Linked DNA regions of Homo sapiens: all the other regions are linked to region 2. Evidence: chromatin contacts called from ENCODE Hi-C or POLR2A ChIA-PET data. All regions are on one chromosome and are shown on one strand. The core of a region is the stretch at or near the end of the contact, and the rest is flanking DNA. Distances in the headings are between cores, read along the strand shown.

The links. A loop is a pair of places that touch in the nucleus more often than their neighbours do. ChIA-PET counts read pairs that join two places held with the same protein, here RNA polymerase II (POLR2A). Pooled maps may share reads with other maps.
Region 1: a pooled map shows a loop between it and region 2 (2.2-fold over the local background). The contact joins two enhancer-like sites. A Hi-C loop is called at or near these places in 4 of 50 pooled maps. POLR2A ChIA-PET finds 5 or more read pairs at or near these places in 5 of 52 experiments (GM12878, K562, Panc1 and 2 more).
Region 3: a map with no recorded cell type shows a loop between it and region 2 (2.2-fold over the local background). The contact joins two enhancer-like sites. A Hi-C loop is called at or near these places in 2 of 37 single-sample maps with no recorded cell type and 1 of 50 pooled maps. POLR2A ChIA-PET finds 5 or more read pairs at or near these places in 2 of 52 experiments (GM12878 and K562).

What each region holds. Positions count from the first base shown.
Region 1 is chr10:97,035,846-97,039,263 of GRCh38, forward strand. SLIT1 (slit guidance ligand 1) reads right to left here. Exons shown (of 37, transcript NM_003061.3): 22 at 1,853-1,921. Among named protein-coding and RNA genes, the nearest start is that of SLIT1-AS1, 65 kb to the right of the region's middle. RefSeq lists an enhancer at 2,237-2,737. Within about 2 kb of position 1,891, at least 4 of the 41 ENCODE cell types and tissues checked have a DNase peak (open chromatin) inside an H3K27ac peak, as active enhancers do.
Region 2 is chr10:96,861,946-96,865,564 of GRCh38, forward strand. All of the region lies in intron 2 of LCOR (ligand dependent nuclear receptor corepressor), which reads left to right. Among named protein-coding and RNA genes, the nearest start is that of LCOR, 31 kb to the left of the region's middle. Within about 2 kb of position 2,311, at least 5 of the 41 ENCODE cell types and tissues checked have a DNase peak (open chromatin) inside an H3K27ac peak, as active enhancers do.
Region 3 is chr10:96,693,809-96,697,225 of GRCh38, forward strand. All of the region lies in intron 2 of PIK3AP1 (phosphoinositide-3-kinase adaptor protein 1), which reads right to left. Among named protein-coding and RNA genes, the nearest start is that of PIK3AP1, 25 kb to the right of the region's middle. RefSeq lists a silencer at 1,701-1,750. Within about 2 kb of position 1,668, at least 5 of the 41 ENCODE cell types and tissues checked have a DNase peak (open chromatin) inside an H3K27ac peak, as active enhancers do.

The DNA.
Region 1 (3,418 bases), core at 641-3,140, 170 kb after region 2:
CTGTGGCCCCAGACAGCTTATTCCCTCTGCCCACCAATGAACTCCAGCTCGTGTTCCAAGATGCCCTCCCCGCAAGCCGCCTCCCTGAGTTGATCACATCCTCCTTGAGCCACAGCCCTAATCAGCATTGACCTCTGTTGGAACCCTTATCACCCACACGACTTTATGCGCTCCCTCCCCTCCCCTGCATCCTCCCTAAACCATGACAGTCTGGAGAGGGGGCCATGACTTCGGGGCCTTCACGTCTGCCCACTTCATGCGCTCTCAGCTCAGGAAACATTTAGAAAATGCAACGATGTGCCGTGCCTTCATCTTCTCCTCCTGAACGTTCCTCTAATCTAATTCTAAATCATTCCACTGTCTTTGGAGATACATTTAAGTGCTCTACTGAATGTTCAACACACTTTGTGGTCCTCCCCTGTGATGAGGAGGTGGTGGTACTTCAGCCCCCAAGAGGCAGTTTCACTGGCTCAAAGCACTCTGACACCAGCCACTGAATCACACTACTCCATCCCTTCTCCACCCCTCCCATTGGAACATTCAACACACATTGGCCAGGTCATTAAGCAAAGACAGATAAATTGGAGCTTCAAAATTCTGTAAGCCAGAGCCGCCCAAAGTAGCCAGTCCTTGAACTAAATTTCACCAACCCACAATAAGAAACTTGGGCCAAGATCCGGTCACCACACCTAGCTTAGTTTACGCGAACATTGTTTCCATAGCAAGACTTTCTCAACAAAGGAAGCAATACATTGATTTAGATTCTGGTGTAAGCGCCATATCTAATTACAAACCCATTACAAACAGTTCTGGGACTGATGTGGGCCCGTAGATTGCACTTGGAGTGGGACTGCTCCAAATCACACTAAGGTGGAATGTTCTCTGGACTTCTTTTTGGTAGAATCTGGCCAAGGAGCAGATAAAGACAATTGAAGTGAGGAGCTAGGTAGGCTAGAAAACTAAAAGGAGCTGAACTTATTATCCTGAGGCTTATTTTGTATATTTTCATGGAGTAGAAGGGGTCAAAGGTGGAAATAATAGAAAAGCAGAGGCGTAGCCTGAAGAAAAACTTAGTTACAGGTATGTATTTGTAGCTGCCATAGTTCATACTTGGTTTGAGAGCTGAGCTGGACCGAGAAGCTTTCCATCACCCTCCACTTTTCCTGGCTCCTTGGCTCCTAACCTTGCAAGAATAACCCCCTTTGTGTGTGTGTGTGTGTGTGTGTGTGTGTGTGTGTGTGTGTGTGTGTGTGTATGTGTGTGTGTGTGACGGAGTTTTGCTCTTGTTGCCCAGGCTGGAGTGCAATGGTGCGATCTTGGCTCACTGCAGCCTCCACCTCCCGGGTTCAAGCGATTCTCCTACCTCAGCCTCCCGAGTAGCTGGGATTACAGGCATGTGCCACCATGCCCGGCTAATTTTGTATTTTTAGGAAAGATGGGGTTTCTCCATGTTGATCAGGCTGGTCTCGAACTCCAACATGAGTTCGAGAGGTTATCCGTCCGCCTCAGCCTCCCAAAGTGCTGGGATTACAGGTGTGAGCCACCGTGCCCGCCCGACCAGGATAACCCTTTTAACAGTCACGACCAGCCTCACGGGGGAGCTTTGGGGAGACGGCGTGGGCAGGAGGAGGAGGCAGGTCCAACCCAACATGGCCTGGAACTATGTAATTGCCAATCGTGGCCACTAGGTGGCAAAACAGCTCTAGGCACAGCTGTTCCCAGAGGGGAGCAGGGAAAGGAAAAGAAGCAGGATCTGCCCAGAAGTGAGGTCCGTAGGAAATTCCAGGAAAGCCGGAGTCCTGATGGTTAGATGCCAAAGGCCCTCCTGTCCTCAAGCGGCCTGGATACTTACACGAGCTGCAGGTACTTGAAGGTAGACAGCTGTCCCGGAACCAGCGTGAACTGGTTCCCGTCCAAATAGCTGCAGAGAGAACACAGCGGCGTTAGTGCCCATCTCCACCTCTGGTGGTGCCCCATGCTGGGGACAGCCTTCCCTGCAGCCAGGGACTTCGCTCTCATTTCCTCTCCTCCACATAGGCCACACGATGGGCCCAGAATCACTTATGGGAGGAGAAAATATGTACGTTGTTGAAGCCATCTGGGGAGGTGCCACCCAGAGGACTTGGTAAAAAGCCAATAGTCACGTGGCCTCTCTCGGTTCCCTTCTCGCTTCCCTTCTCACCCTCCCAGCCTCCTCCTTGTCCATGGACACTCCCTGGGCCCCTGCCTTCCCCTCCCTGCTCTGCTCTTTCCTGGCCAAATAGATCTGATTTGCACGTTACCGGGCCCTGCCAGCTCCCAGGGCCCCCTGTCCACCTGCTGGCATGGGCTGTGAAGCTGATTCACAGCCAGACTGCCCAACCAGTTCCCCCTCATTCCATCAGCACCCCTCTGCCTTCCTGCCTTCCAGGCTCCGCACCCTGATGTCGCTTCTCCTCCTCCCTCTGCAGCCAGTGCCACCGCTGCTCTCTCACAGCTTGCTTTCCTTGCACTCTCATGCCACCCGCCGACTGTGCACCACCACCCATGCCCGGGCTCCTGCTGCAGCCTCTTCTGTCTGTTCTCTGCACCTTGGACCTCCCTTCTGGCCTCCACTCTACTCACTGCTATCCAAGTCACTGTCCTTAAAACCAAGCCCACCGAAATCCTCCTAAGCCCGAAGCTTCCCAAGGTTCCCATTTCTACAGGATAGAGCTTGGGATTCAAGATGCTCTGAACCTCCCCCTCTTCCCTTCATTGTTGACCATTCATGCCTCCAGCCTGAAGGTGCTAAGCAGTGGCCCAATGCCAGGAGCTGAGCCAAGCTGAGCTCCAGCACAGGATCTCCACCCCCCAACTAACTACAGCCTGCAGGACAGCTCTCCCCCACTTCCCAAAGCCCCAGAGAGGAGCAAAAGGAGGGCTGTGCTCATCCTTACCCCTCGCTCTGCATCATACAAACTGACTTCCCACCCATCTCGTTTGATCCTCGAGGCAGTCCTCGTCCACATACCCAAGTAGTCCCATTTCACAGATGACAAAACTGAGGTTTAGAGAAGTTAAAAGATTTTCGCAGGCTCTGAACTTCACCATCTTCAGTCAAAGAAGGTAGGCTGCCCCACCCATCCCATTATTCTCAGGGCTGCTAGGAGGCTCCAAGGAGAAAGCAAGGACTCATGAGGTTTGTAGGACACTAACTCTGCAGTAGAAAACAGGGTGAAGACGGGGCAGGCCAGGCCCAGGAAAAGGCCCGCAGTGGTTGATGTGCTTGTGAAGAAAAGGCCAGCCTTGCTGGTAATGCAAGAAATAACAAATAGAAGCCTCATCGCTGGTCCTGGGGGTGGGGGGAGAAAAGCTCAGCTTTGGAGGCCTGGAGGGATCAACCCCAGAGCACAGGAAGAGGTCAGAGGTCAGGAGCTGGCCAGAGTCTTTCATTGGG
Region 2 (3,619 bases), core at 1,061-3,560:
AAGTCTGGGCTTCTGGAACTTCTTAATGGCTGTCTTCAAGTTGGGGTTCCCATAACTCCCTCTTTGCATTTGATTACTTTGCTAGAGTAGCCCACAAAACTCAGGGAAGCACTTATTTACAGTTACTGGTTTATTATAAATGATATTACAAAGATACAGGTGAAGAGATGCATAGGGCAAGGCATGGAGGAAGGGGCACAGAGCTTTCATGCCCTCCCTGGGCACACTACTCTCCAGGAGCCTCCACATGTTCAGGTATTTGGAAGCTCTCCAAACCCAGTCCTTTTAAGTTTTTATGGGAGGCTTCGTTACATAGACATGATTTTTTTTTCTTTTCTTTGTTTTTGAGATAGCGTCTCACTTTGTTGCCCAGGCTGGAGTGCTGTGGCATAACCTTGGCTCACTGCAGCCTCGATCTGAAGCAGTCCTCCCACCTCAGCCTCCTTTGTAGCTGGGACTATAGGTATGCACCACCATCCTCGGCCAATTTTTCTATTTTTTGAAGAGATGGGGTTTCACCATATTACCCAGGCTGGTCTCAAACTCCTGACCTCAGGTGATCCGCCCGCCTCAGCCTCCCAAAGTGCTGGGATTACAGGCATGCATCACCAAGTCCAGCCACGTAGGCATGATTGGTAAACTATTGGCCATTGGTGATCAACTTAACCTTCAGCCCTTTTCCCTTCTCCAGAGTTTGGAAGGTGGGTTGCAAGTCTCAACCCTCTAATCCTGTCTTGGTCTTCCTGGTGGCCAGCTCCTATCCTCAAGCTACCTAGGAATTGCCAGCCCCCGTCAACTCATTGGTGTACAAAAAGACAACACTTTGTAGTCTCTAAGGATTTTAGGAGTTAAAGAGGGTCCAAGACCAAATATGTATTTCAGAATATCACAAGTATCTTTTTTAAAGTTTAGTAATATGTTTTCTTTCTTTTCTTTTCTTTTTTTTTTTTTTGAAACAGAGTTTTGCCCTTGTGGCCCAGGCTGGAGTGTAGTGGCATGATCTCAGCTCACTGCAACCTCTGCCTCCTGGGTTCAAGCAATTCTCCTGCCTCAGCCTCCCAGGTAGCTGGGATTACAGGCACCCACCACCACATGCCCGGCTAATTTTTGTATTTTTAGGAGAGATGGGGTTTCACCATGTTGGCCAGGCTGGTCTCATACTCCTGACCTCAAGTGATCTGCCCACCTCAGCCTCCCAGAGTGCTGGGATTAGAGATGTAAGCCACCATGCCCAGCCGAAGTAATATGTTTTCTTTTTCTGTTTTTTTTTTTTTTTGTGATGGAGTCTCACTCTGTTGCTCAGGCTGGAGTGCAGTGGTGTGCTCTCAGCTCACTGCAACCTCCGCCTCCTTGTTTCAAGTGATTCTCCTGCCTCAGCCTCCTGAGTAGCTGGGATTACAGGCATGCACCACCACACTTGGCTAATTTTTGTAGTTTTAGTAGAGACGGGGTTTCACCATGTTGGCCAGCCTGGTCTCGAACTCCTGACCTCAAGTGATCTACCCACCTCGGCCTCCCAAAGTGCTGGGATTACAGGTGTGAGCTACCATGCCTGGTCCATCTTGTGAATTTTCTGATTTTTTCACATTCAGAATTCATTTTCTGGGAATTGATTCTAAAAGTTTGATTGCATTGTTAGTGCTGTGGAAACGTGAAGTGTGTGGATTGGGATAGCATGATCAGGTTTTTCTGAGGTTGACCTTTTTCAAGAAAGCATAGACTGGTGTTGTGCAGTCTTTAAACTGCTTTAAAGGAGTTTAGAAAAGTTGCTCAAATTTTGCCCAAAGGCTTGGTCTTGTATTTACCTTAGGCGTTTGCTAAAATACTTTTTCTCTAGTAAGTTTAAGTTGATATTTTTGGTTTGATTTAGTATGTTCTACAGAATGCTAGTTGCCTTCTTTCATGATGCTATCTTTTGTCTCTAACCTGCCTATTTTGTCTTTTGTTTTTGGCACTTTATTCTTTCTGTATCAGTTAGCATTATGTTTACTGAATGTTGGAGGAACTGTTCTGAGCTTGTTGGTAGGAATGTCACTTTGTATGTTTACATTCTGATGTGAAACACCTGTCCCTGAGCAGTTATGTTTCTACAGCTAATGATGCCATTAAATATTAACTTGGCAGTAGTTTATGAACCTTATCGCCTAATTTCTTAAGGTCCAATATCTTAGAAACTCCGGAAGCACATCATAAAATACACAACAGAGATTAAAGGTTATAAGAATAAATGTGCCCAACTAAGAAGGGACCAATAGGTAGAAGAATGAGGATAGGAAATAATGACACAGAGGACAGTCCAACATTCTGAGAGCCAAGTTGAAAAGGAAGTAGATACTCAAGTAATGACTCATAGATGGTAATCCAAAATGTTCTCTGTCAAATAAAGGTGTATTGACTTTCAGTTGATTTTTCAAACAAGGAAAAATCCTTATTTGCTTTGGGGACAGTCTTTGTTTAGATGGTGTGGTTGGATTGTATTTTTATTCACTGAGCCAAATGTTCTGTGAACATCTTTACTAGCTACCAAGCACTATATGGGGATATGGTGATGTGCAAAGCAGACTCTGTTCCTGCTCGCATGGCACTTAGAATATAATGGGAAAAACAGGGACATCAGTTACACAAGGAACCAGATAAAAGCTCTGAAAAGAGACGTTGTTCTCTGCATGTATGTATGGTCATGCACCTCATAACAATGTTTCAGTCAACAACAGACCACATATATGACAGTAATCTTGTAAGATTATAATACTGTATTTTTACTATACCTTTTCTGTGTTTAGGTATGTTTAGATATACACATACTTACCATTGTGTTACCATTGCCGACAGCATTCAGTACAGTGACATGCTATAGGTTTGTAGCTTGCTAGCAATAGCCTAGGTGTGTAGTAGGGTATACCATCTAGGTTTGTGTAAGTACACCCTATGATGTTCACACAACAACACACCTATTGGCATATTTCTCAGACCATATCCTTGTTGTTAAGCAGCTCAAGACTATAATTGTGTGTGAGTTGTGGGGGTGGATTGGAGTAATAGAAACTCAGAAGAATTTCTGAGAAAAGAAAATTTAATTTGAGAGACGAGAGATTAGTAGGTGTTAATTAACTATGGGAAGGAGGTAGGGGAAATGTGGTTGGTAGAAAGGACTATAGGATATCAACGTATATTTTCAGAAGACAGAAAAAGCAAAGTTAGATCTTAATTTCCCTCTTAAGACTCATTCTGGTTTATATAAAAATTTATATTTTCGTCTCACCATTTGATGTACTTAAACATGCCTTTATGAGGTTCAGTTTTGACTGTGGACTGTTAGGCTGTTTTAAAAAAAATTAGGGAAACTGAAAATTGGAAGGGGGCACTGGATGAGTATATTGTTAAAATTTTATGGGAAGAAAAGATACAATTATACCTAGGCACTAGATATTTCTGTAAATCCATAGCTGTACAGTTGCTCCCATTGGAGAAGCATGAAGGCATTCTTAGGCAGACATTCTGTCAGTTTCTATCTCTCTCTTTCCAAAATCAAATAGGAGTGATTTTTTTATCGTGTTTAATTGAGATGCAATTAAAATGTACAGTAGTTATGACAGTTGTATACACCCCTATGGCCATC
Region 3 (3,417 bases), core at 418-2,917, 170 kb before region 2:
TAATATATGCACATCAGCATCACTGCTGTCTACAAACTTAAGAAGTAAAATGCTAATTTTAAAATTAAGTGCTTGAATAAAGCTACTCTAAAAGTTTAGATAGTCCTAATTACTACTATGAAAAAATGACTGCCCTGCCTGAAAGCCATAGTTAACCTGGGCTCTAGGATACCATTAAATAGCCAAGCATGTAACATTTGCCATAATTACAAGCTGGGCCTTTTCTTCTCTTTTTCAAGATGGTTGCTCAGGACAGTCATTTTTTTCTTTAAAGGATGCTGTAAGGACCTATCAAAGAGGCCCCCATGATATCTCAGGTCTGCTTTATGATTCAAAGGGAGCATCCTTCATACCTCTGGATACTCCTGGCATTAAGTAATAGGGTAACACTGTTTAGTGTCCCTCTCCTGCTAGGACACATAAACTTCACAATGGCAGGGGGTGCATCTGACTTTTTCATCAAGTCTCCCCTGGATCTTGCACAGTGCTGCACCCATGGCAGACACTCCATAAACTCAATAAATATTTGATGAATATAAACATAAATTTACAGTCTCATCTATGCCACTAACTGTGTAATACTGGGCAAGTCATCTAACCCCTCTGGGTCCTACTTTGTTCATTTTAAACTAAAGGGATTAGTCCAGATGATCCCAAAGTTTCCTTTTCCCTTCCCTCCCCTCCCCTCCCTTCCCCTCCCCTTCGCTTCCCTTCTCTCCCTCCTTTCTTTCTTTTTTTTTTTTTTTTCAGGGTCTCCCTCTGTTGCCTAGGCTGGAGTGCAGTGGGGCTGTCCTAGCTCACTGAAGTCTTGGATTCCTGAGCTCAAGCGATCCTCCCACCTCAGTCTCTCAAGTAGCTGGGACCACAGGTGCATGCCACCACGCCTAGATAATTATTTTACTTTATTTTTGTAGAGATGGAGGTCTTGCTATATTGCCCAGGCTGGTCTCAAACTCCTGGGCTCAAGCAATCCTCCCGCCTCAGCCTCCCAAAGTGCTGCACTGGCCCTTTTCTAATGTTCATATTCCATATTTCCATCTTGTTGACTCAATGGCTTCTTGCCTCTGTTTCCCCATCAAAGACTCTAAAGCTAGATTGTTTTGCAGAGTATGGGCAAGTTTTAATCACATGCATGCCCCGGACCATGGGAAAGACTAGGGCAAAACACTGTTTTAAAGGATTTCTATAACCTACGGGGATTCCTAATTCAAGTGACTACAAAATAAAAATAAATATTTAGTCTGCCAAATAACTATACAGTTATTTCAGCATTACATTTTTCCAGAAAAAAATCTATAACACAAAAACACAATCACAGTCAGAGATCTTTTCTGGCAACAAACTCAGGCTTTGAGCAAGGATATTCAGAAAATTTTAGAAAATAAAAGGAAAACCCTGGTTCAGAACAAGTTAACAGGTTGGTTCTGTTTGGAATACTAAATGCCAGATCCTGCAACAGAAATGTTTTCCCACATTTCACATGCTCTAAAAGCCGAGTCAACTGCTAGTGCTAATATTATTCTATCTGCTAGTTATGATGAACGTCCTTCCTATCTTATTGCAAGCTTTAACTGCAACTACAGCCTCAAACATTAGCTGTACATGTAAAAAGAAACTTATTTTAGTCTAATTTAAAAGTAGAGCATTTTCATTTCATCATCAGCCTCCCCCGCTATTTCCTGTGTTATCAGATGTTGGAGAGTAAACCAGCAGTCTGTGAAACTGGCAAGCTGGTAGACAAAATAGGCATATTCAACCAGCATTTTCTTAAATAAGAACCTAAGATGGTCTGACTTCTTAATGGTGATGGAGAAGATGCACATATTCAGAAGTTATAAACCCAGAAGAAAAAGTACCAAGGAATTCCCAAAATGACTAACCCAATTCTAGAGGTTTCCTCCAAAACTCTATAGATTGCCTCACTTTTATGCTCTCCTTTAAAAAAAAAAAAAGACACAGCCAATTTAATCTCTGCAGAGACAGACCTATACATATCCCAAGGAACTAACAATTCCAATTGTTAACTAGCTCCTAGACTGGCATACTTAATTCTTCTGTGGGACAGGTTGTTGTATCTGGCACATTTTTAAGTATGGACACAGAAAAATACATGTGCTGTGTAGGCTCCTGTTTGAACTTGAAGAGTAATTTTCTGTTTAGAAACACCCTATGTTACCGAAGACAAATTTGCTCCATGGAAATGGTTGACAATCCAAAGGGCATCAAGCCTCTACATAAGATGCTCATGGGAGGGACATCTTTTCTGCAACTGGGACATTCAAAATGGTCCCAAGAGTTAGGAAAATGGATAATAACTCATGAATATACTCACTCCTCCAGTCATCCATCCAACCACCATTTACTAGGCATCTACCACACATAAAACATTGTCAGTAAGAGACCAGTATTGTTTTTCTAAACGTAAACAGTGAAAATTTTAAAAGTCCCCAAGTTTTTCCCCACAGAACAGGCAATTTTGATCAATTACTGATTTTGTTAATTTTTCTGTGTCTTAGAAAACCAACTGTCCTATTTCAGTCTAAATTTTACCAAACTGGCTGAAACTGAAAATTTTCTGCCCAGAATGAAGACCATATGACAAGCCCTATTGTGGTTTCAATAATTTCTCCAATGGGCAGATCAAGAATCATTTAAGGCATTAAATCATCCTCTTTCCTGGGCCATCTCAGACCTACTCTGGGTCATGTGAATGGCTGGTGGAAACCAAATTGAAAAGCTGCGAAAACATCCTGTAATAACAGGGAAATTAACAAACCCATTCTGTAATGCATATTTACCCCCATTTCCTCTGCCCCCATTATCTTTCTATGAACCCACATGCATAAATCTTCATGCAGACCATAGTAAACAGTACATGTAAAATGTTAAATACATACATTCCTTCATATCCACACAGATAATGGTATAATGTGATATACTCCTAAGACTCAACTTGAGCTAATGTCCATAAACAGAAAGTTATTATTAATGCATTTAAAGTTTCATTTAAAATTCTATTGTGAAGGATAATTTGTTAGCTGAAGTGAATACACTACCATACCTTGATAGGATTTGGAAAAATATTAGATCGAGACCCAGTAATGAAATGCAAGGTATGTAAAATCACACATAGTTGGAATTAAGAAATTTCATGGTTGTAAATGTCTGAGATGTCAACATATTTTTCCCATAAGCATTTTAAAGAGAACAAAAATAGATACAGAGTGGCCAAGTGAATTGCCTCAGGTGGCTCAACCAGTTTCTGTAATCTGGAAATACACACCCTTATTCTCTTACTGATTGTCATAAAGATTGTAGTAACCTAAGAAGACATCAGCCTAAATTTGACAAGAGTCAAAATATGACTCCGTGATAAGTAGCTGTTCTCTCGTTATAGGTATTAGCCCACCCCGAGTG